Regions from separate parts of the Mus musculus genome. Here region 1 is linked to region 2. Evidence: chromatin loops called from intact Hi-C (ENCODE). Cell type or tissue: left cerebral cortex. All regions are shown on one strand. Links, peaks and the distances in the headings refer to the core of each region. The heading gives the core; the rest is flanking DNA. Region 1 overlaps Fmn1 (formin 1). Region 2 holds the start of Gm13963 (a long non-coding RNA gene).

Region 1 (14,070 bases), core at 2,077-10,076, 51 kb before region 2:
TGAAGTTTATTATCTTTTATATTAGTAGGATATTTTCTATTGTATGGGGTAGAAATCCAGCAGAAAGAATCCTAAGAAAATTAGTGAGCATTTGGGTGTCACCTAACTAAACCCAACCAGATCCTAATATCCCAGTGAGGAAGTGGGTTGTGACTTTTAGAGGCTTCTGAAGTGCCATCCTGTTTTCTAGCTCTTTGTCTTTGGGTGTTTTATTTTATTTTTATTTGCAGGATATCTTTTACCTCTGCTTTTCTCTCTCCTGTTGACTTTACTCTGTTCTGTTACAGACCCTACCCTCTCGGTTCCTTCATAAACTCTAGATAAACATCCTTCCAGCTCCATAACCCAGGGATGCTCCCTTCTTCAAGTCTAAGTGAAAAGTCCCAGGAAAGAACTGCACTTGATCCACAGGTTTAGCCTGTCTGTATTAAATGCTTTGGTCAAGGAACAGGGTGCTATAGATATAGTGGTTGTCTGAGGGTTGAGTTTCATATCCTGGTCTTTTGTCATGTCCAGATATAATGTTGGTAGCACAAAGGAAGAGAAGAAGGGAACGGTGTGGAGCTTGGCATAGTGATGGTTAACGTGCTTGATAGAGATATGAAGATCTGACCTGCTGAACAGTGTACACGGCCTATTTTATGTTAAAGCTCCAGGCGCATACATGTTGTTGCAGAACAAATATTGTTTTGGATGACCTTGCTTTTAAGTTTGTAATTAAAACTTTATTTGTATAAGTGAGAAAGATCATCATGGATGATGTTGAAGAACCTGCAGTAATCCCACTTGTACTGGCTAGTTTTGTGTCAACTTGACACAGCTGGGGTTATCACAGAGAAAGGAGCTTCAGTTGAGGAAATGCCTCCATGAGATCCAACTGTAAGGCATTTTCTCAGTTAGTGATCAAGGGGGAAAGGCCCCTTGTGGGTGGGACCATCTCAGGGCTGGTAGTCTTGGTTCTATAAGAAAGCAGGCTGAGCAAGCCAGGTGAGGCAAGCCAGTAAAGAACATCCCTCCATGGCCTCTGCATCAGCTCCTGCTCCCTGACCTGCTTGAGTTCCAGTCCTGACTTCCTTTGGTGATGAACAGCAGCATGGAAGTGTAAGCCGAATAAACCCTTTCCTCCCCAACTTGCTTCTTGGTCATGATGTTTGTGCAGGAATAGAAACCCTGACTAAGACAAATTGGTACCAGCAGAGTGGGGTATTCCTGTGACAACCTGACCATGTTTTGGGGAGGACTGTGGAAGGACTTTGGAACTTTGGGCTTGAAGATCCATTCGTTGTTAAGAGCTCTGTCGGATGTTGTGTAGGAGCTTGGAAGATAATGTTGAGAACAGTGCAGAAGATGGAGGCCTGGCTTGTGAAGTTTCAGAGGGAAAATTAAAGACTCTTTTCAGGGACATTGCTATTTTGGAGTTTGATTATTCTGTGGTTCTGGTTAGCTGGGACTGAAGAATCAGTTGTGATTAACAAGATACCAGAACTACTAAAGCAAAACCTTTGCATTACTGGGACTATTGATGCTGGTTAGCTGGAGCTAAGAAATTAGCGGTGATTAAGAAGAGACCAGCATCATTGAGGTGACATCTTCTGGAAGTGTTTTCTGAAAGCACAAAGAGGCTGTGTTCCAGAGATGGCCAAGGTTGTACTCCTGCTGCAGTGGGACTTGGTAATATGTAAGGGTCACCCAGGTGGTACTGGTTTTGAAGGCATGAAGGGGTCACGCAAAGCAGCTGAGGCTCGGCACTGTGAGAGGCCATGGAAGGCCATTGGTGAAGGTGCAGCCTCAGTTGCAATTGAAGGCCCAGGACTGAAGGGGTCATGCAGTGTTTTAGAGATTCCAGTACCATGAGATGACCACCAAGAGCAGCAGCAGCAGTGGAGTACAGGCATCTGGAGCCTAGAGGATGATGTGTGTGCTACAAAGGGCCTGGCTGGAGAAGTGACCCAAGCCCTTGGAGGAGCCCAGAAGATCGTGAGTTGGATCCCAGACATTGGACGGTTGGAGATTGACTTTTGCTTTTGATTGTGACTGTGCCCTGATATTTTCCCTCTTGAAGGAAGAAACTGTTTTAGTGGAGCCCACAGTTAAGAGACTTTTAATTGTAAAAAGACTTTGAATTTTAAAAGAGATGGATATTTTAAAGAGATTGAAATTTTAAGAATATGTTAAGACTGTGGGACTTTTAAAGTTATTTAGAATGGGGATGAATAAGATTGTAAGGGTTGAGGCTTACTAGTGATGTTTTTGTGTGTCAAGTTGACAAGGGGTCAATTGTACTGGCTAGTTTTGTGTCAACTTGACACAGCTGGGGTTATCACAGAGAAAGGAGCTTCAGTTGAGGAAATGCCTCCATGAGATCCAACTGTAAGGCATTTTCTCAGTTAGTGATCAAGGGGGAAAGGCCCCTTGTGGGTGGGACCATCTCAGGGCTGGTAGTCTTGGTTCTATAAGAAAGCAGGCTGAGCAAGCCAGGTGAGGCAAGCCAGTAAAGAACATCCCTCCATGGCCTCTGCATCAGCTCCTGCTCCCTGACCTGCTTGAGTTCCAGTCCTGACTTCCTTTGGTGATGAACAGCAGCATGGAAGTGTAAGCCGAATAAACCCTTTCCTCCCCAACTTGCTTCTTGGTCATGATGTTTGTGCAGGAATAGAAACCCTGACTAAGACACCACTGTTGGCAGTTTGATCCCATTTGGAGTTGCTAGTCCCTTCTTCTGGGTCAAATTTTAACATCAGCTATATGTTTTTGGTTTTTTGTTGTTTTTGTTTTTGGATGTCCATAGTGCTTGACTTAAAAATCAGCTTGATTCTCAGCAAGCCTCAGCCTGTGTACCGACAGAAGTTACAGTCACTCCCCTGACATCCTTGATCTCTGCAGAGAAGCTAAACCATGGGAAGCAAACGTGAGCCTGCACCAACAGGCTGTCTCTTGGAAGGAAATGAAACATCCCTGTGTTTAGGGTCTATGCTGAGCTGCTGAGAAAGCAGTAATCCGTGCACCTTATAAAACAATAATTACCATAGTGGGAGGAGGTAGGGTGGGTACGGCCTGCTGACCTTGTCTGCATGAAAAGCTGGAAACCGAGGGATGGCCCGGGTCTATGTCTTAGAGTTTTCAGGTCCTTTGGTGGACAGAAAAAAAAAAAAAAGCCTCAAGGTAATGGGATTTTCTAGTAATTTTCTTTATCCACTGTGTGACTGTGGAGGAGCTGGGCCTTCATTGGGCCTCCCTACCTCTGCTTTCCTAAGCTGAACCCTCTGAAGTTCTCTGTAGGAAGTCGGCTTGTAACCATGCCCCTTTTTATTATTCCTTTCTCCAATCCAACATATCTCCTTCCCTACCTTAGTCAGAAGTGACTTGTCTTGTGTTCTGTTTTATTACAATCATCCCCCTTCTCCTCCTAAAGGGTCAGATTGCACTTAAATACTAATGTACTTTGAATTAAACACGTTTTCCTTTGGTCTTCCGGGTGACACGGGCCACTTTTCAGAGGCAGGCAGGACTTTTTAGCGTCTGTGTTTTCCATCAGGGTCGGGACATTAATTGAGAAGCAGCAGTGTAGGGAGGACAGATACAAAGCAGCACAGGAAAGAGCATCATGTCTCTACTGACAGGTCCAATCCTCACAGCCCAGCCCTGAGCTTTCCCATCTTGGTGAGAGTGCACTGGGGCATGGTCTGGGGGAAAGACTGGGAGACCTTGAATGACCTCATTGCTACACTTTTTTAAACTCCATCAAATAGAGCAGTACTGTTGTTAAAGGAGCTTCCAGCCATAGCCATTCGGCCTTGAAACCACGTGGGCATCTACTCTCAGTCCTCCAGGATTGATGAGTTTTCCCGGGGCACCTGCTATGCAACGTGGGAAGAAAATTTACAGGTGTTTCAGAGAGAACCTGCCTGCTTCATAGGATTAACCGTCCCCACTGACCTGTTCACTGTAGTAATTCTTTTTTCCTAAACCTGACCCTAATGCAAATGAAGTGCAAATGAAATGAGAGAAGGCACCCTCCTGGGGTAGGGGGTGAACAGGGTGTTACTCTAGCTTGCTGAAGGCTCCACCCAAGTGCTAGCATCTCTGCCCACAGTGTCAGCTTTTCTGAGTACAAAAAAAGCTAGGTTTCTATACTTTGCTGGTGTAAAATTGCTGCACTAGGAGGTAGAAAATATTTTGGGGACCATCTAGTGATTGCCTTATGCAGGGATGCATCCCATAATCAGCTTCCAAATGCTGACACCATTGCATACACTAGCAAGATTTTGCTGAAAGGACCCAGATATAGCTGTCTCTTGTGAGACTATGCCGGGGCCTAGCAAACACAGAAGTGGATGATCACAGTCAGCTATTGGATGGATCACAGGGCCCCCAATGGAGGATCTAGAGAAAGTACCCAAGGAGCTAAAGGGAACTGCAACCCTATAGGTGGAACAACAATATGAACTAACCAGTACCCAGGAGCTCTTGTCTCTAGCTGCATATGAATCAAAAGATGGCCTAGTCGGCCATCACTGGAAAGAGAGGCCCATTGGACTTGCAAACTTTATATGCCCCAGTACAGGGGAACGCCAGGGCCAAAAAGGGGGAGTGGGTGAGTAGGGGATTGGGGGGTTGGGTATGGGGGACCTTTGGGATAGCATTGAAAATGTAAACGAGGAAAATACCTAATTAAAAAAATATTTTGGAATAGTTGTTATGGAAAAATAGTCAATAATATTTCACCTCTGAGAGAAATAAACATAAATTGTTGTGTTTAAAAGTGTTTGGTCCTCAAGAGACAAGTAAAATTTCCCCATCCAGAAAGAAAAAAAAAAAACCACAAAACCTTGTCTCTTATTATCTACATAATAGTTTGTGTGTAAGCATTATAACAGTGGTTCTCAACTTTCTTAGTTCTGTAGCCCTTTAATACAGTTCCTCATGTTGTGGTGAACCCCAACCATAAAATTATTTCATTGCTACTTCATAACTGTACGTTTTCTACTGTCCTGAATCGTCATGTAAGTATCTGATATGCAGGATAGGGGACCCAACGCACAGGTTATGAACGGCCATGTTACAGGGTGAGATGTAGAATGTGTACTTCTACTTTGATGGGTTCACAGGCAAGGAGCACATTCTTAGCCCCGTTCATACTAACAGAGCTAGGTTTACAGCATTCCAACACACAGTCCATGTAGACCTAATCGTCTACAGAAGAAAAATATCCTTAACAGATATATTCTAATGGCAGGCAGTGAGACCTACCCTCCTTGTTCCCCAATTCCACCCCCCTACCACCAAGCTCATCATGGACCTAATACAAGAATTTAGTCTCTTTGCCTTGGTTCCTTTCTGTGCGGGCCCCTCTTGTGCACAGAGAAGTGACATTGAGCGTCTTGGACAGAAGAGAGGGCCAGGACTCAGACAGGTCAGCATGTTTGCTCCAGGGCACAGTTTTAAGTCCAATCTGGTTAGTGTTTTGCCCACTTGCTAGGCTTGTATTCTACTTTCTCTGCCCTAGTAGGCCAGTGAGAATACTCCTGGTTTTAATTTATTTTACTTTAAAGCAGGATAAGCCATAAATATAGTGCAATATTTTGAGTACAGATCTAGTGGAAAGCAAGAACAGCTTTGTATACTCATTGAAATGGTCATCTGTTCCCTTTTTAGATGAAGACAGTCACTTAGGACAAAACTCTAAGCCTAACATGGATTTGGAAAGCTTTGCAAAAAGATTTTTAAAAAGCTAACAGATCTGCAGAAAGTGGGATTCATTTATAGAGTTGGCACCAGTCCTGGCCTTGTTTGACAGTGTCCTCATCTCCATGTGTCTCTGCTTCTTCTGTGGCATCCTCCTCTATCTTTTATCCTTAGGCGATTGGCAGGGCTTTAGAATTCTGGCTTTGACATCCATTCAAGTCTCAGGTAAATAAGGTTAGCACATTCATGCATAGTGGAGGGTACTGTCTCTGTGTTAAACCCACCTTCTGATTTGGCTTAAGCTAGTCCTTATGTTAAGCGTTGCAAACATGCATAAATTCTAATTTTTAGGAATATTTTAAAACCCGAAACTCCATGAAACTACAGTATCTTAAGAAAAGCGGTGACAGATTACTAAAGAAAACATGTTTTCTTGACCAACATTATGCAACATGTGCATAATTTTTACACCCACATTATTCTGTAAGGAGGTAACGAGGTGTTTTTCTTATTGCATGGTAGAATACAGTGAGATTTGGATGTGAAAAATGACTTGCCCAAGGTCACTCCTGTTCAGTAGCACAGCTAAGAATAGATCCAGGTCACTTGACACCCTGGCTTCATTCATTACATCACTGAGCTCCTTTCTGAAAGCATTTGCCCCACTGATCCAAACGTGAAGAGGGCAAAGGGCAGTCAAACCCTAGAGTCAGTTTGAGTGGCTTGGTTCTCCCCCCCCCAACCCCCCCCCCCCCACACACACACCCATTTTCACTTTAGGATGAAACCTATCCATAGCTGCCAACTTATCACTATTATGAAATGTAAGTCACAAGCTGGACAAATGATAAGGCATGGTAGAACCTCTGCCTGAGCCACATCTGTTAGGGAGGAGACATGTGCAAGAAGAGGGAAGGGTCCAGCCCAAGGATGCACACAGAGGGCTGTGTCATGGGCCTGGGGAATAGCATGAGAAAAATGAATGTCATGAACTACAAGAGGGTTTGAAAACCTGTTGTGCACATTTTTAAAAGAAGTAGGGTGGGCTTTCACTGGGCTGGAGCAATCCAGACTGGGGTGGCGGAAGCACCGCAAGTCTCATTTGCTCTTGTCTTTCTCATTCAAGCCTAGCAGGTAAGAAACTCCATCAGTGAGGACAGCCAGAGGACAAGAATCTTGCCGCTTTATTTATGACAAACAGCTTTAATTTCTGTTTTAATCATGTTCTTTTTGTGAAGGTTGAACAGTTGGCCTCTATCCTCCTTAGAGCTACGTTCCTTCAGGGTCTTTGCATCTCCCCCCCCCCCAAGAACTCTGGGAGAATCCTTTCATGTTTCTTCAGGACTCTTCATATATAAAAATATCCCTCTTGTTTAATAGCCTCCAAGAAATTCTCGAAGAAGTTTTCATATTCTTCTGAGAAATTCTAAGGATCTTGGATTTGGGGAAAGCTAGAACTATTCACCACCTGTTTCTCCTGATAGGTTAACTGCCCACTTTGATGACTGTCAAGGAGGAAAGTAGGGAAATAAAAATATAGATTAATATCTCGGATTATTCCTCTGCTCTAGAGCAGTGGCTCTCAACCTTCCTGGTGCTTTGACCCTTTAATACAGTTCCTCATGTTGTAGTGACCACCATCCAGAAAATTACTTTTGTTGCTACTTCATAACTGTAATTTTGCTACTGTTATGAATTGTAATGCAAATATCTGTGTTTTTCAATGGTCTTTTGGGAGTCACAACTCACAGGTTGAAAAAAAGCTGCTCTAGAAACACACTAACTTGGGATCTATTGTTAAAACTTCACTTCATCTAAGGATGATCTATAAGGTCCATATATTCACACCCTGGCCACACCTATTTAAATGAGCAATTTAGTTTTCATCCAGCTGGGGGCCACACAACTTATTTTTTTTCCAAACCAGTGTTTTGGATTAAAGGATAGCCATGTGTAGGAGTCACTTGAGTTAGGTTATAGAGAAGTGCTCCAGGCACTTCCCGCCTGAGATGCCCCCTTCTAGAGGCTTGAGCCTGAGATGCCCCCTTCTGGAGGCTTGAGCCTGAGATGCCCCCTTCTGGAGGCTTGGCTTCTGCTTCTTCCTGCCTCTGGCTCACTCTCCCCTTTCTCTGATTTCATGAGATGCTCTGTGAGTCCCATGGCATCATGTTTGCTTCTGATTCTGATTAAGGTGGCTCAGTACCCTGCTTCAGCCACATTCAGCCAAAAGTAATGCAAGAATGATCACCAGTTTGGCAAAAAACAAAGCCAGGGTGAAGAGGAAACTGAAATCCAAGATAGGTCTTCGAAGTGATAGTAAGATAGCATCTAGCCACTTAGGTAGGATGTGTCCATCGAATAATTTAAAGTGACAGTCGCATGAACTGAGTTTGTGATTCCTGAATACACTTTGGCATGATTTAAATTTTTTTTTTTTTTTTTTTTTTTAGTTCTAGGCACTGTCTTGACCTTCAGAAAGAGTTAAATAATCACGATTTTCAAGGCTGGTATCTCTTGCATTCAACAGATGTCTTGAGAGGTGGGGACGGTAGAGTCAGGATGAGGTATCTCAGGAAAGATGGGCAGGAGATTAACAGGGTTGGACAGGAGAGGAGCTGGATTACAGTACAAGTATGAGAACAAGAAATTGATGGAAATAGATTTGGCTCAGAATAAGAGAGACATTTATATTTAGAGCTATCTGGACTGCCATGAGGTTTCCTTTTATGGTAGAGTGTTAGTTCAAGACAAGGTGGGATAGGTATCCATAAGAGCTGCAGTTGGGGAGAGAGGCCAGCACTGAGAGGGGATGGGGCACATTTAATCTTTAGATTAAAGGTTGTATCATTTTCCCTGTGAATAACACTAACTCATGGACTAGGAACGCCAGCCCTGCTTTGACAGTATGCTGTAGGAGTTATAGCACGTCACCAACATAGTTTTACAAAATCTCTCTTCTTTCATTAAAACATATATAAAAGCTACAAAGTTTGATTGGCAGAAGGCATTTCCAAAAGTAAAGGCAATAAGTGTTTATCCTTTTTATTATAGTCAACGGTGATTAAAGCTGTTCACAGCCAATAAGTTGTTCACAAAAATTGAAAAAAATAAATAACTCTCAGAATATGATTATGATAGATAGTGCTAAGCACAGGGGCTGCAGATTTTTACATGAAGTGAGTTGATTCCTTGAATTGTTTCAAGCGATAGCAGCGTAAATATTTTCTAAATGAATATGCTTTTTATTTGCTATGATGTGTGTGCATATATATTTGCATGGGTGTGTGTATTTATGTATGTCTGCCTTTGGAGGCCAGAAGTGTCTTCCTTGGTTGCTCCATTCTTATGAGAAGACAAAGTCTCTTACTGAAGCCAGGACTCATCATTTCTGCTAGTCTAACTGGCCAGATTGCTCTGAAGATCCAATCTCTGCCTTTTGAGTGTGTGTTGGGGGTGGGAGCGGGGGGGGGGGGGGGAACCAGGAGGAACTCAGTATCCAACCTGACATTTATGTTGATTCTGGAGATCCAAACTCTAGTCCCCATAATTGCATGGCAAGTGCTTTGTGTTAAGGTAGGTTGACATTATCTAACTGTAGTTAAAATACCTGAAGATGCAGTATAAAGGAAATGGCCATAGAACTTGCATGTGTAAACCATCTTCCCAGCCCTGAACCCACTTTATGAAAATAATATATGTTGATTATCAAGAATTCCAATGAGGGCAAAAATTATGAGATTATGAAAATGATTAAAAATTATCTCATATGATGATTCCCATTATTAACCATATTATTCCAGACATTATATACCTGGATATTTGTAAATATTTGTGTACGAATGAATAAACAAATATAATGAAAATAATATAATTTTTGTAAGTCCAACAAACTAAAGCAAATGAAACTAAACTAATAATGAAATTTCAACTCAATTGACCTCATTTTCAGATATGTTATATCTCTGAACACTCTGGCTAAAAATAATATGAATTTTGGTTAAAGATAAGCTATACTTATACACTGTTGTCCTCATACAATATTTTTTGAGTACTACCATCTTAAAGGTGAGCAGAGACTCCCACCACCACGTTCTTCCTTCTGTGTTGTTCTGTTTTGTTATTCTGTTCTGGGCTGTGAGTAAACAGGTGGAAGTCATATACTGGTAGTGCTGGGCTTCAATGGCTCCCATCCATGTAAACCCTGGGGACGTTTCCTTTGTACTTCATTTAAAAGTATTTTTCCTACTGTTAGATAAATGTCAGCCCACCGTGCTAACGTATCTCTAACACTCTGGATCTAAGACATTGTTTAAACTGCTAACAATATTGTTTACTCACCAAAATGTTACTGCATATTGACTTAGCACCAGGAATTTCCATAGAAAATCCATATTAAATCATCCATAGTCCCTGTACTCAGAGAGTGCCACCGACGTGCAGTACATTCATAGTAAGTCAGCTCCATGGCAACTGTTTTGTTACGTTGTCCACAAATGAGTCCTGACATTCCATCGTCACTTTAGGTAAATATGTGTTTTGCTAAATCTTTACCATTTGCTGTGGTAAGTGCATTAAACATGCCTGATTTTTGTCTTGATCTGATAGGAAGATATTTACTGCCCCTATTTTATTCATGACAGAGCTGAGTTTCGGCAAGTAATATCCTGAAGTTTTATAAAAGGTGTTGATTGTAAAATTCATGGCACCGGCTCTGGGCCTCTGGTTGTTGAAGATCATAGAGGAAAGAGATGCATTTGGTTGATTGTGAGCCGATGAGGTCAGGTGCTCAGCCGTGTATGTGCAGTCTAAGAGTTAGAAGGGGGCTCAGTGCAGGGTCTCCATTACTAGATATCTAATATCAGGAAAGCCATTTCACTCCCCTAAGCCTTAGTTTTATTTCTATAAAATAGGGTTACCAGTGAGAGTATTAAGTAAAATAATGTAGATAAAGTACCACAGTATCTCCCTAAGTGCTTAAGAAATGGCAGCTATTGGCATTTTTAGCATTTTTAATACAACGATTGGGATGCTCAAACAAAAGAATACCTGCCTACCCAGGATTTCCAGGGGATGAGACCAGTGTAAGACACTCTGGTGAAAGCCCAGGAATTCATCTGGTGGGAGGCAGATAGAATCTCTCAGCAGGAAGAGAACAGAGAAACAAGGGGCCCAGAGGTCCCGCTGAGGTGCCTTGTCTGCACTGCCCTGTGCACCTCTTGCGACTTCCTTCCTTCCTTCACTTGTACTTCCAGAGACTCTGCAAACAGGAGCGTCAGTGTTCAGAGAAGGTGACTTGCAAATAGACCATCTTATCTTACTGGACCATCTTCCCATTGAGACTGTGAAATGAGTCAGTGTCTGCACAGCTCCAAGGAAACATGAGGTGATGGGGCAGTTTTAGGGTTACTGGTCCAGGAGGCTCCTGGGGCCATTCCAGGCCAATGGATGACGGTACTAAGAAGGCACCTACAGCCCTCTCTCACAGTCTACATCAGCATTTCTGAATCTTCTTTTCATTGCCACCCACCTCTGGGAAGTTCATGCAACAGGTAAATTGCATGCCTGTTTATGCACTGTTTCTTTATACCTGCCTCGTGCCTAGGAAAGAGTAAGATTTACTCCCTTTCTGATAACCAAGTGGATGAGCCTGATGTCGAAGATCTTCTTTGGGTAGACTCCTGCTCAGTTTTTATCCCACAAAACAGTAGCAAAATCATGCTTCTCCCAGCTTTTAAAACTCCCCAGTAGCTTCCTGTTAGACCTGGAATTTAGATTCTTAGGTCACGGATCCCCAAATTTGCCTCATCGGGATGTTTCAGTCTGCTACTCTAATCTGTTCCAAAGCCAGTCCGTTTGCAGAGAAGAATTGTCCCCACGGACAAAGCAAGGCCACTGAACGGAAAGCCTTGGCAGCCCTCTCTGTGTGGTGTGGATGTGGAGAGCATATGGCTGGACACCAACAGTAGTGGTTACAAGTTTAAAAAAAGGGCTCAGAAGTGGGGGAGTTGGCTGCTCTAAAAAAGTCACGTGAGACACTTCTACAAAAGTGGCAGTCAGGGATAGAACCTGATGTAAAAATGTACAGCTTTGAAATATATGGGAAAAAATCAGAGTAATGTATATGAATGACAGAGAGGAATCACATTCCATACAGAAGAGCATGTCCAGAGGCCCAGGGAGAAATATGTGCCTTGTACTAGAAACTCTAAACGGTAGGTGTGCCCAAAATTTGTTGTTGTTGTTGTTGTTGTTGTTATGGTGGTGGTGGTGGTGGTTTTGGTTTTAGTTTTTTGTTTTTGTTTTTGTTTTTAGAGACAGGGTTTCTCTGTGTAGCCCTGGCTGTCCTGGAACTCACTCTGTAGACCAGGCTGGCCTTGAACTCAGAAATCCACCTGCCTCTACCTCCAAAGTGCAGGATTAAAGGCATGTGCTACCATTGCCCAGCAACCTGAAGTATAGTAAAAATAGCCACACCATGAAAGACTCATTGGCAGTAAGAGGCAATGTCCACTGGGATTTGATTCAATAAGAGGGTCTAGAGCATAATGTAATAATAGCAAATCCCTGTATAACCCTTACTATCTGCCAGGCACCATACTATTCAATAGATGCTACCAGGTATCATTAGCTGTATTTCAAGGATGAGAAATAAAGGCATCCAGAGATTATATAGCTCTCTCAGGTTGTCATGCTAAAAATGAAAGAGCTGGCATTAGAACTTGAGTCTATGTGAACTTGGTCCTACTATGCTAAAGGTAGGAATCAGGGATGCTCTGTCCCAAAGACTATGAGTTCAGAGGCATCTGAGCATCTGAATTCTTTGGCATAATAGATGTGGTGGTTTAGATAGGAACCATTCCTATAGGCACACACATACATGTATTTGAATGCTTGGCCCATAGGGAGTGACAGACACTATTAGGTGTTGTGGTCTTTGCTGGAGTAGATGTCGCCTTGTTGGAGGAAGTGTCACTGAGGGGGTAGACTTTGAGGTCTTAGATACTCAAGCTAGGCCTAATATGGTATTCACTGCTACTATCTATATCAAGATAGAGAACTCACAGCTCCTTCTCCAGCAACATATCTGCTTGCATGCTGCCATGTTTCCTGACATGATGGTAATGAACTAAACCTCTGAAACTGTAAGCCATCTCCAGTTAAATGTTTTCCTTTATAAGACTTGCCATGATCATGGTGCCTCATCACAGCAATAAAAACCCAAACTAAGATAGTAGGGTTGAAGCAAACCTTATTCCATAGAGGATGTGATGGCTATTCTTGGTTGTCAACTTGGCTATAGTAGGAATGATTTACAATCTAGACTTCGAGGGCACACATGTAAGAGATGTTTTTGCTTCATCTGAAGTGGATAAACCTATTCCTAGTCCAGACCTTTGAGGCAAGAAGCATGCCTTTGGTTTGGATCTTGAGTTGGGAAGACACACCTCCAATCTGGGCCACCCTTTCTGCTGGAAGCCTTTCTAAGGACATTGAAGAAGGAATCTTTTGCTCTTTGCCTGATTGCCCTCACCTTGCTAGCAGATCCATTCCTTCATCAGCATTAGAGCTTACATCTTCAGGATTCCAGTGTAAGACCATCTGGGACATCCAGGCTTGTATACTGAGCAACTATTAGATATTTGGACTTTCTGCCACTGCCAACCATTGTTGGTTAGATAGACTGCAGCCTATAAGTTATATATATATATATATATATATATATATATATATATGTATATATATATATATATGGCAATAGATATACATGTGTATATATAATATGTAATATATAATATATATACAATATACACACATATATGTATTGCCATATAGAGTAAGAATGGGGTTCTAATTTAATTTCTTTATACATGGATTTCCAGTTTGCCCAGCAACATTTGCTGAAACATTTGTCTGTTTCTTATTGATACAAAAACACAGCTCTTAGCTCAAAGGGAAATAACAAATAATTTATTCTTTCTCCAGAGAGAGAGAGAGAGAGAGAGAGAGAGAGAGAGAGAGAGAGAGAGACTCATTCTATAAGTTCTGCTATTTTAAAAAATACAGACTAATACAGATGACTAGAGAGGTTGGAGTCCCAGAACAGGCTGCAGAGCCATAATGCACTGGTTTCAACTGTCATGTCAAAACCCTAGAAGATCTCCAGTTGAAGACTTTTGCCTTTGTACATGGGCCCAGGTAGGGGAACGTAAAGATAGCCCTTCAGGCGCTATATGTTAAATGTCAAATCAATGGCCAGATTAAAGAAGAGAAGGTTTGAAAATACTGGGATGGAGGAGTAGATATGCCCTGAGTCTCCCTTAAGCTAACACCGATTGCTTTGTAATAATAGAGGCAATTTTAAAAACATGTTAATTTTACTCTGTG
Region 2 (16,814 bases), core at 4,662-12,661:
TGTAAAACTCCTGATTTCACTCATTGTAAGATAAACATCTTTTCCTTTTATTCTCAGGGAAATTTAATGCATAATGTTTACCAGACAACTTTATTAGCATTTATCTCTCTAGACTTTGAACTCTGTGGGAGCAGAGGCTGTGCTGTTACTCACCTGTGTATCTTTGGTGCACAGGTATCAGTATCTGATACAGGTTGTAGAATTCCAACCTGGGAACACACATATCCCAAGAGACCTGTGGGTGTGCTCCAACACAAAATTGTAAACTTACAATTTTATTATTGTGAGTTCTTTTTTTTTTTTTTTTTGTAACTTGATTTTGTGGTTCTTGGGCATTAACTTTGTAATGACAATGTCATATCTCAATGTCAAAAGGTTGGACATGCCTGATGGGCTATGTTACATAACTGCTATGCTAGTAATTGCTGAGTAAAGGTCTCCCTATATTGTGCACAAGTAATAAGGGAAAGGAGCTATATGACCACAGGAAGTGTTAACACATGGGAGAGCCAGCACGACTGAGATCAGTGCCTTTTACATTGTGGACACTGAACAACAGCATCATTGACCACAAGCAGAAAGTGCATAAAATGCTGTTAGGCTCATCCCATAACCTACTACATCAGAAGTATGGGGGTTGGGATTGAGCAGTTGCCTTAATCACTTGAATAGAGACCAAGATAAAAGCAGAAGCTACACTGACATACAGCTACGCTAAATGAACTGAAAGTCTTTTCCATCCAAATATTTTATTACGGAAATGATTAAGAGTTATGCTCCGCAAATAATTGGATTCCCACTTAGCTATGTGTAATTATTTTGAGTAACTCTTATAGGTCTCATCAGATTTAGGAACTTGTACACTTGTTAGCATAAATATGCTTCTGATTCTTTTATTAGTTCACTGATTAATTCTTTCACACTGCTTTTACATGGGGAGGAGGTGGGATCTTAGGGAACATTTTCCCTGCCTGTCATTTGCTGCTGTGGTCACAATTTTTTATGTGGTCATAATGATAGCCATTCTGGCCTCAGTGCAGATGTCTTCAAGTTATGGATGCCTGCCAAGTGCCAGCTGCTGCCCTACAGTCCAAGATGCTCCTACTCCAAACTGGATTCACATGCATATTGGTGTGCTACTATCTCATGTTTACAACCAGTTTTATGTTATCAGCAAATACTATTTAAGTCATTTGATTCCTTCTACTAAAAACATGCAGACCTCATAATCACAAGCACACATCTGCAGCTTTTCTCTTATAAGCAACAGCCCTGTCAGCTTCCTCATGTCTTTAAGAACAAATGTCTAGAAAAATGGCGTGATGTATGACTAGCCTCATGAATGGCCTCTGTCAGGAAACTGCCAGTCTTATCATTGCAAAAGCTGCTCAATTTTAGCCTCTGTGTTTTTGGAGAAAACTCATGTCTTAATGACCATTGATCTGGTTTTTCTCTCAGAGAAAGAGATCTGCCTTCTGAGGACACAAGCAGTCTTTGGTCACCTTCCCCCATGTTTGCCAAGTAGGCCATAGTCCACACAGTTATTCAGCTGAGCTGGGCCCCTGTTCTGGAAGGAAGCCAGGCTCCCTACCATACCACTCACTAAACCGCTGTCTTGAAGTCAGAATCTCTGAATTAAACTCTGCCAATTATGAGTAATGTATCACTGAGAAGTAAACAAACTTTTTCCAGCTTGTCTGTATGTATAACAAAAGGCTAATAATCAGTGTATGAAATTATTCTGTTTTATCATTGGTACTTATCCTAGTGTGTGGCATTAGTGGGTATGGGGGCGGGGCATGTAGATGAAAGAGGCCATTTTGGTGTTTTCTTCTATTGCTCTCTACCTTACTTTTTGAGGCCGTCTCACTCACTATACCTGGAGCTCGCTGATTGACTGGCAGACCCCCAGGAGCTGCCTCTTTCTACCTCTAGTCTTTGTTAATATTACAGGCGTGAGCCACCAAACCTTGTCTTTTGTATGAGTGCTGGGCATCCAAAGGCAGATTCTTGTGCTTGTATGGCAGACCCATTACCAACTAATCTGTTTCCCAGCCACCGGGGTGGCATTTGATTGAACGAGAGGATTCACCAGTTCCAAATGGCTTTTCTATAAGGTCACACTCTTCAAGATGAGGGCCGAAAACACAGATGCTATGTAATGATTACTTTGTTTTTGTGTTTTTTAAGAAATATACCTCCTAACATTATTGCAAGATTAACTCTATTTGTAAAGGGCTCCTGAGTGATCACCACTCACAATGTATCATGCATTTAAATGTGTTCTGAACATCCAAATTAATTAAAGTGAGTCACTTGATAACTTGGTTCTTTTTTCCCATTGGTAGAACATAGTATAGAGACAAAATAGGTCTTTGTCATTCAGTGCTCCTCTTTCAAATATATTACTGCCTGGAGGTAATATCAGGCTTATTTTTAATCCTGAAAAATGAGTAGAATATACTTTGCCTGAGAGATAAAATATGTTGACATATGTTTAAAAAAAAATAGATGGCCACCCTCAGGAATAAGACCTTGGAAGCACATACCCTCAAGGAATTTTTAGCAATTTCCAATTTTTTTTTTCTAAAGCCAATGGCAGTTCTACAAGCTCCACAGTTGATTTAATTGTACTTGTTTTTTTCTCCCCCAGTGATTATGCAATAAATACTGTTTGGGGAGCCCTCAGCTAGTGCCTTCATGTTGTAGATGATGAAATTCAAGGATCCACCCACTTGCGCTGTTGAGTGGCTGGAGATGCTGAGTCTTGGTCTTTTTTTTCCCCCTTCTCCATAGGATGTCCCTACCACAAGTGAATAGGTAACGTGACGTGCATGTGGATCTTTAGTAACTTGGAGTTAGTACTATGATAGGTATCGTAAGTATTTATTTGAATCTTAAAATTTCCTCTATACGCGATTTTAAAAAACATTTTAAAAATGTGTATAGGTATTTTGCCTAAATGTATTTCTGTGCAGCATGTGTGTGCCTGGCACTCCTAGAGGCCAGAAGGAGGAGTTGGGAGCTTTCAAGTGGCTGCTGGAGATCAAACCCATGTCCTCTGAAAGAGCAGCCAGTGCTCTTAAGGTCTGAGCCATCTCTCCAGCCCTAAAACCAATTTACTGATACCCTTAATATTATTATCAATAGTTAATCACCACTAGTACCTACATCCAATGGTATAAAAAACTTTAATATATAACGTCCAGATATTTACTCAGTATGGATTAAGAGGTAAGGTTTTGAAAAAATACTCCTTGTTCAGTATTTATATTATCACAAAATTCTAAGTGTAATACATAGTCATTGAAATACCATTTGTAATATTCCCAGACTTCTTTTTGCTAATTGGCAAATGAGAAGCTTAGAATGAATCTCTAAGGGCAGTGACTCTTTAATGCTTGGCTAGTTCTAAGCCTCTGAATTCTTCAATTTTAATAACAGCGTGCTTGTTCAGAATCTGTTTATCTTCCACAGATACCTGATGCCCAAAGGGTGATTTAAGAAATAAATGGGTTTTCTTTTATTATGACTCATATGTAACTTTTTGGAAAGTAATACATGTTTAAGATGCTACAAGGTCATTCTAGAAGGGCCTTAAGGTTCACTAACATTCTTCTATTCGTGTCCCTATCCTTCATTCACTTCATGAACTATCTTCTATCTAAATTTATAAAGTTGTAGCTGCTTAAACTGTTGTTTCTGTGTGCTTGGCTGGATAACGAGAAAAGGAGGCATCACAGAATGAAGGGAACTGCAAATCTGCTGCTGTGAGGTATCACATGTTAGAGAAAGTCTCCTCAGTGTCAGGGTTCTCTGTGCTGGGAATGACATACTTCACATACTTCACAGCGTTCTTAGGATGTCGCCAAGATGGTCATCACAGTGTCAGTCACAGCACTGGCATGTGCCAGGAGGAACCGCTCCTGGTGGCATTCCTGCTTCGACTGCTAGTACACGATATTGTTCCCCAGGATGTGGAAGTACTAACTAGGTTGCTGTGTTTTAAGGAGGATGTGTTTTCAAAGAACTGAGATTCTGACAGGATAGTCAAGGCAGTCATAAATCGGATGTGTCAGCAATGATAAGAGTTATGCTTCTGATTTCTACAGTAATTTCTCTGCTTTTCTTCACTGCAACTGTTATCTAAAAGAACTCGTAGCAAATGGGTTGCTGGGGTTGTCTGAAAGTACTCAAAAAGACCAACGGATGGATTCAAAGGGGCTGGAATCCGAAAATTGCATTTCTCCAGTCTAGAGTTATGCCTTTTCTTTTTCCTGTCTGTACTCCCAGCCTGTAACCAAGAGATAGTGAACATTTCATGGAGCATTTGAGGCAAAGCAGACTCCCTTTTAATGGTGACAAGGATTTGGTGCTGAGAAGGACTTAACTCAGTTTCATCTGTAAAAACTGATCATTTCCAGCTTCTATTCACTTTTCAGATAGGAAGGGGCTACTAAACCATGAAACATGGCATGCGACTGTAGCAGGGATTGTCCACAATAGCTAAATAACGATTGAAGAGGACGACTCCAGATCAGACCTGACCAAAGTTCAGAGTTCTCATAGACATCCTGCAATGGCATTCATAAAGGAAAAAATGTCAAAATCTGAAGTATCATTTACCATGTATATTTCTTTGCATATCATCTGTCTAGGCTAATCTCAACTGAGCTGTGTATAGTTGTTAATTGTCAAATAATTTTTGTTGTCATTTTAAGTTCATAAGTTAAAGAATAGTTCCTGCCATGGGTTTTGTTATAATAAACCAAGAGGCCTTATCTAATTGTTCTAAGAATTTCATACCTAGGATTAGTAGGCCCTGAATAACCATTACCTCTCCTTGGAATGCTGCTTTACTAAGGATACTTCATGCATTCTACTAACTTTTAAAAAAACATGGAAATGTGCTAATAATAAAGTTTTCTTCTGCTAGTACTATTTTTAAGTACTAGTTCAACAAATATTAACTTTGTATCACTCAAGGATTTTATTCCTGCGGAAGAAAATTCTTATCTAAAGTTAAGGTTTTGATCAATGCTCTGGTATTACTCAGACTCAAATATTTCAGCCCAATATTGTTTTTTTTTAATGTTGGTAGAAGTCCTCCAGCACTCCCAGTTATATTCCTCCAATACTTGCTAGCTAGCAGGCCTGTGTTCTTTCTTTCTCTTCAATTCTCCATATCATTAAGCAAAGAGATTGAAAGAATGTATTGTTAATTGGCTGACTGTCAGAGCTTAGCTCTTCTTCTTACAAGTCCAATGACTTATTAAAAACAAAAACAAAAAAGCAGAAGACAGAGTGATTGAGAGTCACGAGTATTTACCATTTGTTATAACGTCTTGTCTTTGCAAACCTGATTACAGAGAATTACTCTTTACTCCAGGGGTCTGTGCCTTGCCCACCAGAGTGCATTCAAAAATTTGATAGTCTGAAGGGAACCTTTCATACAGTCTAGTTTTGGTTTTGTTTTTGACTTCTGGATTTTATTTCTTTATATAAAACAAAACAAAAAAGAACCTTCTATACTTATGGTTTATTGTTGGGAAAGTCAGTTGGTCAATTCATTTTCTTGCATCTAATCTACCATTTTAATGACTTAAAAAGATCATCTGTGCTTTTAGGTTTTCAGATTTAGAATTTATCCCCAAGAAGTCTCCTCTGGGCTCCTTCTGGTCACTGGTCACTTTCATCCATTGCATCCCATTTCCTTCCAGGACATCTGTTTTCTTTTCTCAGCTATTGAGTTTGGTGAAGTTTCTACCCTGTCCCCTGGGAGTTATGCTAACTGGTGTCAGCTGGAGGCCAGGTCTACTGGGAACTAGGTAAGTTGGAGTGGCTTTCAAAGTAGAGAGCAGCCTTGTTTCTGGAAAATCTTGATCCTTTCCTCTTCTTGGCTTGAGCATGTAAAGTGACTCCCTGTCCTTAAGAAAGTGACTGGGTGTCAGGCGTGTGGCTTAGTGAGCTGTACAAGAAAAGTGACTTACTATAAAGGACTGTTGAAAAATAGGTAATGATTTTTTTCTTTTCTTTTATTGGGTATTTTCTTTATTTACATTTCAAATGTTACCCCCTTTCCCAGTTTCCCCTCCGAAACCCCCTATTCCATCCCCCTCCCCCTGCTTCTATGAGGGTACTCCCTCACCCACCCACCCACCCACCCACTCCCACCTCCCAGCCCTGGCATTCCCCTACACTGGGACATCGAACCTTTACAGGACCAATATGTTACATATAGTTCTTTGTGAGAAGATACAAACCTTGGTTTGAACCATGCACAGCTTCTGCTATAATTCTTCAGCCCCAGCTAAATAGTCTTTAAAAAAAAAAAATAAACCAAACAAATAAAAAAAAAATCCCATCATTCAAACAGAGCAGGTGTCTTCCAGGCACTCTCAAAATGACAAACATAAAGGGAAGGGGCTCTCCTTGTATGTTTTCTGTGCCTTAGAAAAAGAACACAGGGCTGTTCTCTTGACCACTTATATGTGAGTCTGCAAAAATAATGGTATTATAGACATCAAGGGAATGGATATAGTATAAAATGAAGTAAAATAAAAAGAGTGCCCTATAAATGTCACCACGGCAAACTGCATCATCTGCAGTGTCACGCAGCATGCCATTGGTGCTACTGCATCTTCTGCAGTGTCACGCAGCACGCCGTTGGTGCTATTGCAGACAAGCAAGTTCCAGAGAAGTTTCTTCCCAAGAGAAGTAAAGTGCATATTGCGCACCCTGAGCACCGTAAGAGCTAAGACAGCTTTCTGAAATGGGTGGGAAGAATGAAATAAAAAGGCAAGAAGCCAAAGAGAAAGGCGCCCGGTCACCTGGTCACAACAAAGCGTCAGCCTGCTGCAGCCCAACAAGCAGACTTTGGGGGAACTAGCAGGAAGGAGCCTGAGCTGCCGGAGCCCATTCCAGTGAATTCACGGCTTCATGTACAAAAGAATTATTTTCATTGATTTTAGGGGTGCCAAATGGCAGTGGTGGGGAGCATGTAGCTGAGAAAATCTGTTTATCTCACGGTCAGGAACCAAAGGAAAGTAAGGAGAAGACAAGAGACTCAGAGGCAAGCCTTCAAGGGCTGCCTCCAAAGACCGAAGGGCATCCTGTCTCACCTTAAAGGCTCCTTTGCCTCCCAGCGGCACCATTCTGAGGACCGAACTTTTAATACATGAGCTTTAGGGAAACATTTGCATCCAATCTGTATCACTCCAGAAGGCAGGACTCTGATGCATTTATTGAACTAGTTAAACTAGACACAGCTTAGGGAAGAGAGAGTACAAATTGTTCTTGCATACCAAAAAAAAAAAAAAAAAGAGTCATAGCATCCACATGAAATGTATAAACTTGGTCTGACACATGGCAGAAATAACCCATTTCTAAAAATACAGATTTGAGACAATCACATAAATTGAGCATGACCTATAAATTAGTATCAGATAATACTAAGGACTTAATCTAATTAAGAGAGGATTTTGAGTCTCAGAAGAGTCCTTGGAATTTTAAACAGTGTTGAGACTATGAAAGACTAGAGGGACTTTTGAAGTTGTACTAAATGCATTTTACACTATGATGTGACCACAAAGGAGTGGAATGTGGTGGTTTAAATGAGAATGTTCGCTCATAGGCTTATATTTTTGAATATTTGGTCTCCGGTTGGTGAAACTGTTTGGGAAGGACTAGGAGGAATGGTCTTGTTGGAGGGGGTGTGTCTGGAAGTGGGCTTTGAAGTTAAAAAAAAAAAAACCCTCAATATTCCCAGTTAGTTCTCTCTGCTTTGGAGTTGTATCTCACGATGTGAGTCCTCAGGTACTGCTCCAATTCCTGCCTGCTTCTGCGTCCCACAGTGGTGACCATGAACTCTAATCCTCTGAAACTATAAGCCTTAAATAAACATTTTCTTTTATAAGTTGCCTCCTTTACTCATTGTGTCTGATCACAATGATAAAAAATTAACTACAACGTGTAGTAAAGCAGAGGAAAGCAGAGTTGCTACGCTAAGTCAAGTTGTCTCTATCATGTTGAAGTTCAGCTGAGAAGAGGCCTGGGTGGTATTGGGCTAAGGCACTGGGAGATACTTAAGATGTGCTTGGAAGCGGGTGGCAGGGTTGAGAAAATGATCCCACTGTAAGGAAACCTGCTCTAGCCATGTTGTGCTGGCAAGAGGGAGTGAAACAGGAAGCTCGGGAGGACAAGAAGCAACAGCTGCAGAGTACAGTGACCAAGAGCTGCTGCTGCTGAATGTCTGTTCATCTGTAGGCTGCCTCTGATAGGAATCTAACACCGCAGCACCAATGACAGTGTTCCCATAGCCGGCCTTTCCAGGAGACCTGTCCCAGCACTGACACTCATCCATTTCTCTTCTCGTATTCCTCTATCTGTTCCATTTTCCATCACTGACTTTGACCTGGCCTGTACCACCACATCCATGCCTTTGAACATTGGCTCCCAAGTGGCAGTGACAGTAACAATAGACACTTACTAGACAGAGCTTCATAGATACCAGGTATTAAATGGACACTTTATAAATACTATAGGTAACTCAAACCTCAATCCACACAAGAGTTACTGCTGCCTTCATTTTATAAAGGAAGAAAGTCAGAGAAATGAAACTGTCCAGGTGAGAAAGTTACAGACCACCATGAATAGAAGGGCAACTTAGAGTCATTTATTAGCGAACAACCAAGAGTGACCTCTTGTCCAAAGAACTCTCAGTCTTAAAGCTCAGAGGTACAGCATTTATAAAGGTAAAAATCACCAAGGCCAGAATGACATCATTGTCAGGTGTGGGTCAGACAAGCCTGATAACATTTGTTTTGGCAGAGCACATCAGCTGTTATACTTCTGGGCCATGCCCATAATCATGGAAAGTCGCAAATGTACTGCCAAGGTATATGTGACTGATGAGCAATTAGGAGCTGAAAAGACACAAGGCCCTAAGCAAACACAAAGTGGAGACAGGTAAGAACAGGACAAGATGACATCACCTCAGCCACGTTAAAGCCAGGTACCTGGGTCCCACAGTGCTGGCAGGATGCAGAATCAAACTGGAACTTGACCATCTGCAGTTGCGATGCTATAGGTATCTGATTACCATGCCTTCCTTCACAGGAAACAGGGATTGGAGTAAAAACCTGGAGCCAGTTTGCTGAGCTAGCCACACAGTGCAGTCTCTTAGGAGGCAGCAGTACCCGAGGGTCCCTGTTTCCATAAGGTCAGCCACATAAAGAACAGTGTGGCTGTCTGTCTGGCAGGATGGCTCAGCTACCTTTCTCATTTAGGGTAGGGATTCCCAAACACCCTATACCTCTTGCAGAGCATGTGCAAATAGCAGACATGAAGGTCCCATTGCTTCAAAACACTTTCAGGAGTAGTCTTGGCTGAAGACTGAAAGAAAAGAAAAAGAACCAACAAATGCAGGCATCTGTGGCTGCATATTTTATTGTTTACATAGAACATGTTCACATGCACTGTCAACAGATTCTTATAAAAATCTCTCCGAGGTGGGTATGCATATTTATACCTTTTTTTTTCTTAAGTGTTACTCTCTTCCAGGAAGAGTTTAAGGGACTTGTATTCAAACAATAGAAAAAAATTTAAATGGTAATAAAAATTAGAACAGGAAGTATTGCTTTAGACTTTATAGACTGTTTTCATACTATCTAGACCCTTTGTATACTATCTTGACCCTGTCCATACTATCTAGACCCTTTTTATTCTTCAGTGTCAAATTTTATGGATCCCTTACAGTGATCTTTGCTTCTCTGTTTTCAGGAAGAAATTGCTGTAATATTGTTCACCAAGGAAAGCACTTGCTTAGAAATTTTCCATACTGAAATAGGTTATAAAATTAGCAAGCCACACTTTGAGAGCCACTCTGCAGATCCAGGAGGTGGAAGATTTGAAGCCCTCCCCCAACCTTCCTTCTGTCTCTGCTTTTGCGGGTGTTTCTGTCCTTGTCTGTGTAGGTGGATGGCATATGTTCGTGAAAATGTGTATTTTTCATAATTTTTCAAGAGACATACACTGCCTCAATATTTTTCAAGGACTCCTAACAGTCCTATCTTTGAGACAAAGATCATCTCCATCTGAATAAGTGTGGAGCCAAAATAGGGAAGGTTACATACTAAGGAAAAAAGACTCTGATATTGTCACCTGTGCCCCCACCTCCTTAGCTACATTATGATGTCCCTATAACTATGAAATGGCATACTGTGAAATTAAGCCATGTACACAGCTCTATCACTGTGGTTATTTGTGTTTGTAATTATGAGACATTCAAAATTCATTTTGTCATTCATCAAATAACATAATCATGGGTTTATCACCCCTCTAGGTATAATAGACATAGACCCAACAGAGAAAAGCAAAGCTAATTCCCGTCTTCACAGAGCTCACATTCATTCTGGAGGGATAAATATCAAAATATATAAACTAACACATCAGCTGTGACCTCCAACTAATGCAGGAAAATCTGTAGCCTTTTGACCTGTAAATTAGCTTGTTTAGTGTTGGTAGGGAAGCTGATGGAAACTCTTTCCACTTTAATGTGTTTTACATGTTTTGCAAACACGAGGAAGCCACTCAGCTGACTCTAGTGGCATTCCTGTGGGGGCATCAGTGCTCCCCAGGGCGCTCGGCAGGCAGAGTCCTTGGTTTCCCGAGCCTCACAAGCATCTGCCAAGACACCCCCAGTTCCAAAGGGAACTGCCAACCTCACATCTAAGGGCAGGCTCTTTTCTAGCAGGTGCCACAGGGAAGCAGGCCAGAGTGGGCAAGCAGGCTGAGCAGGATTCTCTTCCCTGACCAGGTTCTACTGCATGCCCTCTGAAGGGTCTGCTGGGAAATCTTCAGTTGGCACCAGGAGTTAATATCAGCAGTCCATTTTGAGAGACATGGCTCTACAGAGAATTAAGAGAGGAAGAGAGTCCAGGGATGTTATATTGGCCTCTTGAAAAGACTTGGTTGCCCAGAGGAACCTCTGGTACTAACCAATTCTTAGTATTTTTAACTCCTTAGGTCTTACCAATCTTGTGTTCAAGTCAAACTACACTTCATTTGGACTTTTAACACTTTTAACAACATTTCTTGGTAAACCAAAGATGGATAGATAGATAGATAGATAGATAGATAGATAGATAGATAGATAGATGATAGATAGATAGATAGATAGATAGATAGATAGATAGATAGATAGATTAGTTAATTAATATGAATAGAGGGTGAGTTGAGGCAGGGAGGGAGAATATTCAAGGGTAATTTGAAGGAAGAACTAGGAACAGAATATTTCAGGCATTTAAGTGACCTTTATTTTAATTGCAAAACTTTGTGAGACCAATGCATCTTTAGATTTTCTGACCAATGCATTTGTAGATTTTCCATAAAAGGCAAGGTAGCTGAGTGTCAGGCAAGTTAAGCCACCATATGGGATGGTGCTTTTCCTGGCCCCCTCCTTTTCCGGGCTCCTGCTCTTGACCTGACTTGTGCTAAGCCTAGCCCTATGCACTTCTGCTTCCTCTCCTATCTGCAGTGACTACAGAAGGAATGTGGAACTGGGGTGGGGTGGGGTGGGCTGTGAGCAGTGACACAGCTGAGTAGAGACCCTGCTTTGAAACTGTTCTCCAACAAGCATATGCTTCTCCCTGGAGCTGTTGTTTATCTGGTGACCTGGACGGAGATCAAGCATTGTTAGCTCAGCGCTGCTGCCCCTTGGGCAAGCATCATACATCTCCCGTGGCATGCCTACTGTATTTCGATTTGCCTTTTGTATGAATTCCTACACTTTGTATTTAAGATTAGTGAAGCCAACTGTCTAATTAATTGGGTCAAATTGTTGGGTGTACTTACCACTGACAGTGGTTTTCAGGTGTTTTATGCCATGACTTATAAAGGCTTTGTAGAATGATGGTAGTGCCCTCGTCTGATAGTTAACTCACCAAACATGTGAGAAGTTAACATGTTGAATTGTGCTCTTTGGAACTCTGAGCAAAGAGTTCAGTGTATAGACTCAGTTGCATTTATTATAAAACAAGTAGAATAGTCAGTACTCCCTGATTATCTCCTAGATGCATCAGAGTACTCCTGGAGCTGTTAGGGTCCTTATGAGAAAATATCAACCCTGGTAGTTTATCATTAGCTATCAACATACAGAAACTTGGGCATTCAGACACAGCCTCATTTCTTCTTAAGCTTGAACTCTGGAGACAAGAGCTGACTTATCTAGGGTCAGACAACAGCTGATTGGTGTTCGAGGCAGGACTGGGACACAGATATGGAGCATTTCAGTGGGCACTCTTGCCCTACACTGCCATTATGACTTTGCTTGTATGCTGGGCACCATCACTTGCAGAGAATCCTACAGCTCTTATGTCTGTATGATGAGGCCTAGTTCCAGACTATTCTCACTCACTCATGGTACAGAGAGGCAATGGAAGTGCAGCCTTGTCCTAACAGCAGCCTCCTGGGCTCATGGAGGCTGCTGATGCTGTGATAGAGATGGGTCCCCAGCTCTTGACTGCAAGTGCAGAACACTGTTCTGTCTTACAACACTCTGAGTTGTAGCTGGTGGTTGTACCAGAGAAGGTTTTAACTTATAATGTGAATACCCCCTCCCCCATGAACTCATGCACAGATCTGGTAAACTGAACTGTGGAGGAATGCATAGTTTTATATAATGATAACACTTGGTACAGAGCTGTGGTACTCTTCCCCCAACTCCCCATGACTTAAGGTCATGGTGGGCCTCTACTTGCTCATCTACAGTCAGGGCAGTGAACAAGAGACTCTTTTCTAGTCTATAGAGTTCTGTGGTCCTTTTCCTATGTACCTTCATGTTTCGTCCAGTAGAGGGAGGTGTGTGCTCACAGACTTAACAGCCCTTCCTGTCTTCTCTCAGTAGGATACTTGAGGAGTCTCCTAGAGGGTGTTAAAGTCATACAGGTCCAGGCAGGACATGACCCCCTTCTGGAAGACATGGACACAGTAGAGCAAGAATTCAAGTTGTGCCATTATACAGAATTAGCAGAGGAAATCGTATGCGTGCTAGGAAGCTAATCACTAAGGCTCTGGAAGTTTTCAGGAGGATGCTTCAAAGAAGAGAGAGACAGGTTGGTGAGCAGTTGTCCCCTCTGTTCTTAGGTGTGCAAGTCAGTAATACAGGAAATGTCTGTGTCTCACAATATCAAATCAGAGCTGAGCTGAGGCTCCTTTGTCAAGTGACATAATATAGGGGTGCATAAGGGGAAAAGGTAATGTCACCTGATAAGTTGGGCATCTTCAAACCTGGAGCCCGAAATACCACTCTATCCACAGTGTGTCAAATCAGAGTTCTATGGAAGAAAAACAGAGCATCTGTGCAAAATAGCGTTTCATCTGTGCACAGTAGAGAGGACAGCAGGCAAAACTGCTAGAGGGGAGCTGCAGCTGCACTGTGCCCGGCGCGCATGGAGGATGCTATATTGAAAATAGTCCCGTGCTCATATGTTGCTCAGTTAGAACCATTTATAGTCACAATAGAAGGTGACCGAGGTTAAGAAGTGGCACTTTGAAGTTTTAGACTGGTACAGGCTAAGAAAGGAAGGGAAAGAAAATATTCTGTCTAACCAGATATGGGAAATAGTATTTCTGGTCTTCTAACCAGTCTAGATGATTGCAGAGAGGGTAGAGGAAAGAGCACCCTCAGAACACGTCCTAGACCCTGGTTGTCTTCATCTCTGTTCTTCTCCAATGGAGAGGGTCAAGGTAATGACGTGTACTCAGTCTATTTGCTGTTTGTAGGCAGGGCTTTTTAGAGCACATTCTCGCATCTGTAGCATCAAGCGACACTGCAGAGTGCTTCCATCATTGGGTTGGATTACCCAGCAAGGGCATTTTCCTAGGATGTACTGGCTGCTCTTTTCACACTGATTCTTCTAAGTCCCTAAGCTTGCAGGCTCATCGGCTTCCTGGTGGTGTGTTGGTTGAGCAGTGGCCCAAGCTGATCTAATCATCCACTGCATCACCCCTCAGCCTTGGCGTCTGGAAGGATGCGTGCCGAGGGAGGCAGAGACTTTTGTACCCTACATTCACAGCTTATAAAAGATTTTATAATTATGGGGTCCATCGCCCCAAGAGTCTGTCTCAGAGCAAGCTGGCCTTGCTCACACACAGTGAGCTAATGCTGATGACCTGTGGTAAGCAGGCATCTTAAAATTTTACTTCCTTGTGCCATAGCCTTTGAGTTGATCAGGAGTGCCATTGAATCAGTAAAAGTAGTAGCCCCACTCACACTCATTTTAATACAACACCGTGTACTTTGCCACACATTTTCATAGCTGTCAGTCATCTTATCTGACCCGCCTCTCAGCCCCATGGCAGCGTTTCCATTTGTTCTTGTTTGTTCACATGTGGAAAAACTGAAGCTTAGGGAATTGAAGCTCCCATAAGAAACACAGCTAGTGACCAAATCCTAATACACTGGGTGTTTTGACAATAAAACTAAAATGTATTCTTTTAAGAATAAATACCACTTAATAACTTATGGTTTAAAATGCACATCTATCTTATAAAAACCAAAGCTCAGTGTTTTATTGACATCAGAATCCCTTAAAAATCAAGGTTTATACATGTTATAGATTTGGGCTCACTGTAATGTTTAAAAGCTTTCTGCTGCATTCTTAGCTTTTGTTGACCTTTGTTCTCATATGCTGACATTTGCTTTCATATATTAACATTTCTAAACAATTTCATGATGCTTATGTTCGTACCTAAGCATTTAAAATATGTTTTAAATATTTAAAACACGTATTGGTTGTTAGTTGATTGGTTGGTTGCCTTTTAAATGCAGTGTCTTGCTATGTAGCCTAGGCTGGACTTGAACTCAGAATCCTCCTGCTTTGGCCTCTGTAGTCCCGTGGTTGTGTATATGGCACATCTGGATTTAAATGCTTGGTTTTTGCAGAGTATGTACATATTTCCATATGTGTAGCCACATTTGAGCGTTCAGCAGTCTTCTGAATGCAGTGAGTTGCTTAATGATATAAGTGGCTATAATAAATAAGAAAGAGAAAACGTCAGTAGACTGACCTCAAATGACTGGCACAGAGGATTGAAGAGAGTTGAGTCAAAAATGTTTTTCCAGAAGCCACATCTCATACTTATCCCCGTGTTAGCCTGCATGGTCTTCCGGTGTGCACAGAGTACTCTACAGTTGTCCCTCTGTAGCACTTAACGTGTTTTATCATGATTGCTTGTATTTACACCATTATTTACTTGTGTGCATTTGTGTATATGTCAAGCATGCCCCTGACAGCCAGAAGAGGATGGCTGATCCCATGCAACGGAAGTTACAGGCAGCTGTAAGCTGCTTTTGTGGGGCTCCTACAAGATCATGAACTCTTGACAGTATAACCTCTAGCTTATTTACTCTGGCACTTGTTTTTTTTTTTTAATTAATATTTTATTTATTCTTTTAAAATTTCATTCATTTATACAATGTATTTTGATCATAGGACATTTACAGCTTAAGTGCAGTGTGTGCCCCACAGTAAGTACTTGTATGAGTTTGCTAGAGCTGCCATGACACTCTGTGACAATACCATACACTGGGTGGCTGAAACCACAGAAATGTTATGTCCTTGCTGTTCTAGAGGCTGTAAGTTGGAGATCATGAAGCCAGCAGGGGAGGTTCCTTTTGTAACCCACGTACCTGAAAGGAAGGAGGATATTCTGAAGAGACATTGTGTCCCTCAGTTTGGCAATTGAATTGTTAAATCAAGAAATGCCAAGAAGCCGAGGGGAGGGTTTGGGGGGGGCTGGGGGGGTTGGGGGGTGGCACACCTTTAATCCCAGCACTTGGGAGGCAGAGGCAGGCGCATTTCTGAGTTCGAGGCCAACCTGGTCTACAAAGTGAGTTCCAGAACAGCCATGGCTATATAGAGAAATGCTGTCTCAAAAAACAAACAAACAAACAAACAAACAAACAAAAAACCCCAAAAAACAAAACAAAACAAAAAAGATATGCCAAGAATCACAGGGAGTCTCAGAAATTTCAATCCTAGCTCCAGCCAGAGAGGGAGCTTGCTGCTAGAAAAAAGATTTGGGGACTCAGCAGTCAAGAGCACTGGTTGCTCTTCCAGAGGTCCTGAGTTCAATTACCATCATCCACATGATGGCCCTCAACCATGTATAATGGGATTGGATGCCCTCTTTTGACATGCAGATATATTCAAACACAGAAAATACATAAATAAATAAATCTGAAAAGGAAAGAGATGGAGACTTATACACCACTGGATTGTCAGCCAGTCTTGCAGGATCCCAGAGCCTAGAAATAGATGGGGATTGGGGGTGGGGCTATAACCTGACCTGGATGAATTGCTGAGCTATGTGTACCTTAGGCCAGGACTCCAAGGATAGGCTTGGGGGAATCGCTGGATCTCCCAGTCCCTCTTTTCATTGGGTCACATTGGCTCTTTTGATTAGTGTACTGAGGATCAGTACCCAATTATGGCTTCTTAGGGCACTGACCCTAACCATTAAAACTCCGGTCCCTCCCGTAGACTGTGGACAACTGCCTGGTGAGGTGACTATCCCTCTGTGGACTTGAGTACCTGGGGACTATGAGTCCCAATATTCTTTTTCTGTCAAGAACACTAGTCAGTTTGGCTTCGGGAACACTGTAAAGACTTCATTGTAACCCCACTATTCACTGATTCTGAGGGACAAGGGCTTCAACATAGGAATTTAGGGGAAGAAAGTTCAGTCCATAACAGTACTCCATTCTCTGTTGTGAAATAGTTGAAATGCTTATGAATGAATAAGTACCTAAT

What was found. A loop is a pair of places that touch in the nucleus more often than their neighbours do. Peaks named below come from ENCODE experiments on the same cell type or tissue, not always from the same donor. Only the 100,000 strongest peaks of a DNase experiment are listed, where the experiment ranks them.
Region 1: a loop joins it to region 2, with 4 times the contacts of the local background. A loop is called at or near these places in 5 of 42 quality-filtered maps.

What each region holds. Positions count from the first base shown.
Region 1 is chr2:113,330,337-113,344,406 of GRCm38, forward strand. All of the region lies in intron 1 of Fmn1 (formin 1), which reads left to right. Among named protein-coding and RNA genes, the nearest start is that of Fmn1, 9.6 kb to the left of the region's middle. In left cerebral cortex, for the core only: no CTCF peak of the experiment used is centred there; DNase peaks (open chromatin) are centred at 5,771 and 8,532; H3K27ac peaks cover 622 bases.
Region 2 is chr2:113,378,279-113,395,092 of GRCm38, forward strand. The region is part of intron 2 of Fmn1 (formin 1); the gene reads left to right. Gm13963 (a long non-coding RNA gene) reads right to left here and starts at 13,484. Exons shown (of 2, transcript XR_003954049.1): 1 at 12,833-13,484; 2 at 9,161-9,393. In left cerebral cortex, for the core only: no CTCF peak of the experiment used is centred there; DNase peaks (open chromatin) are centred at 9,271 and 9,928; H3K27ac peaks cover 1,784 bases.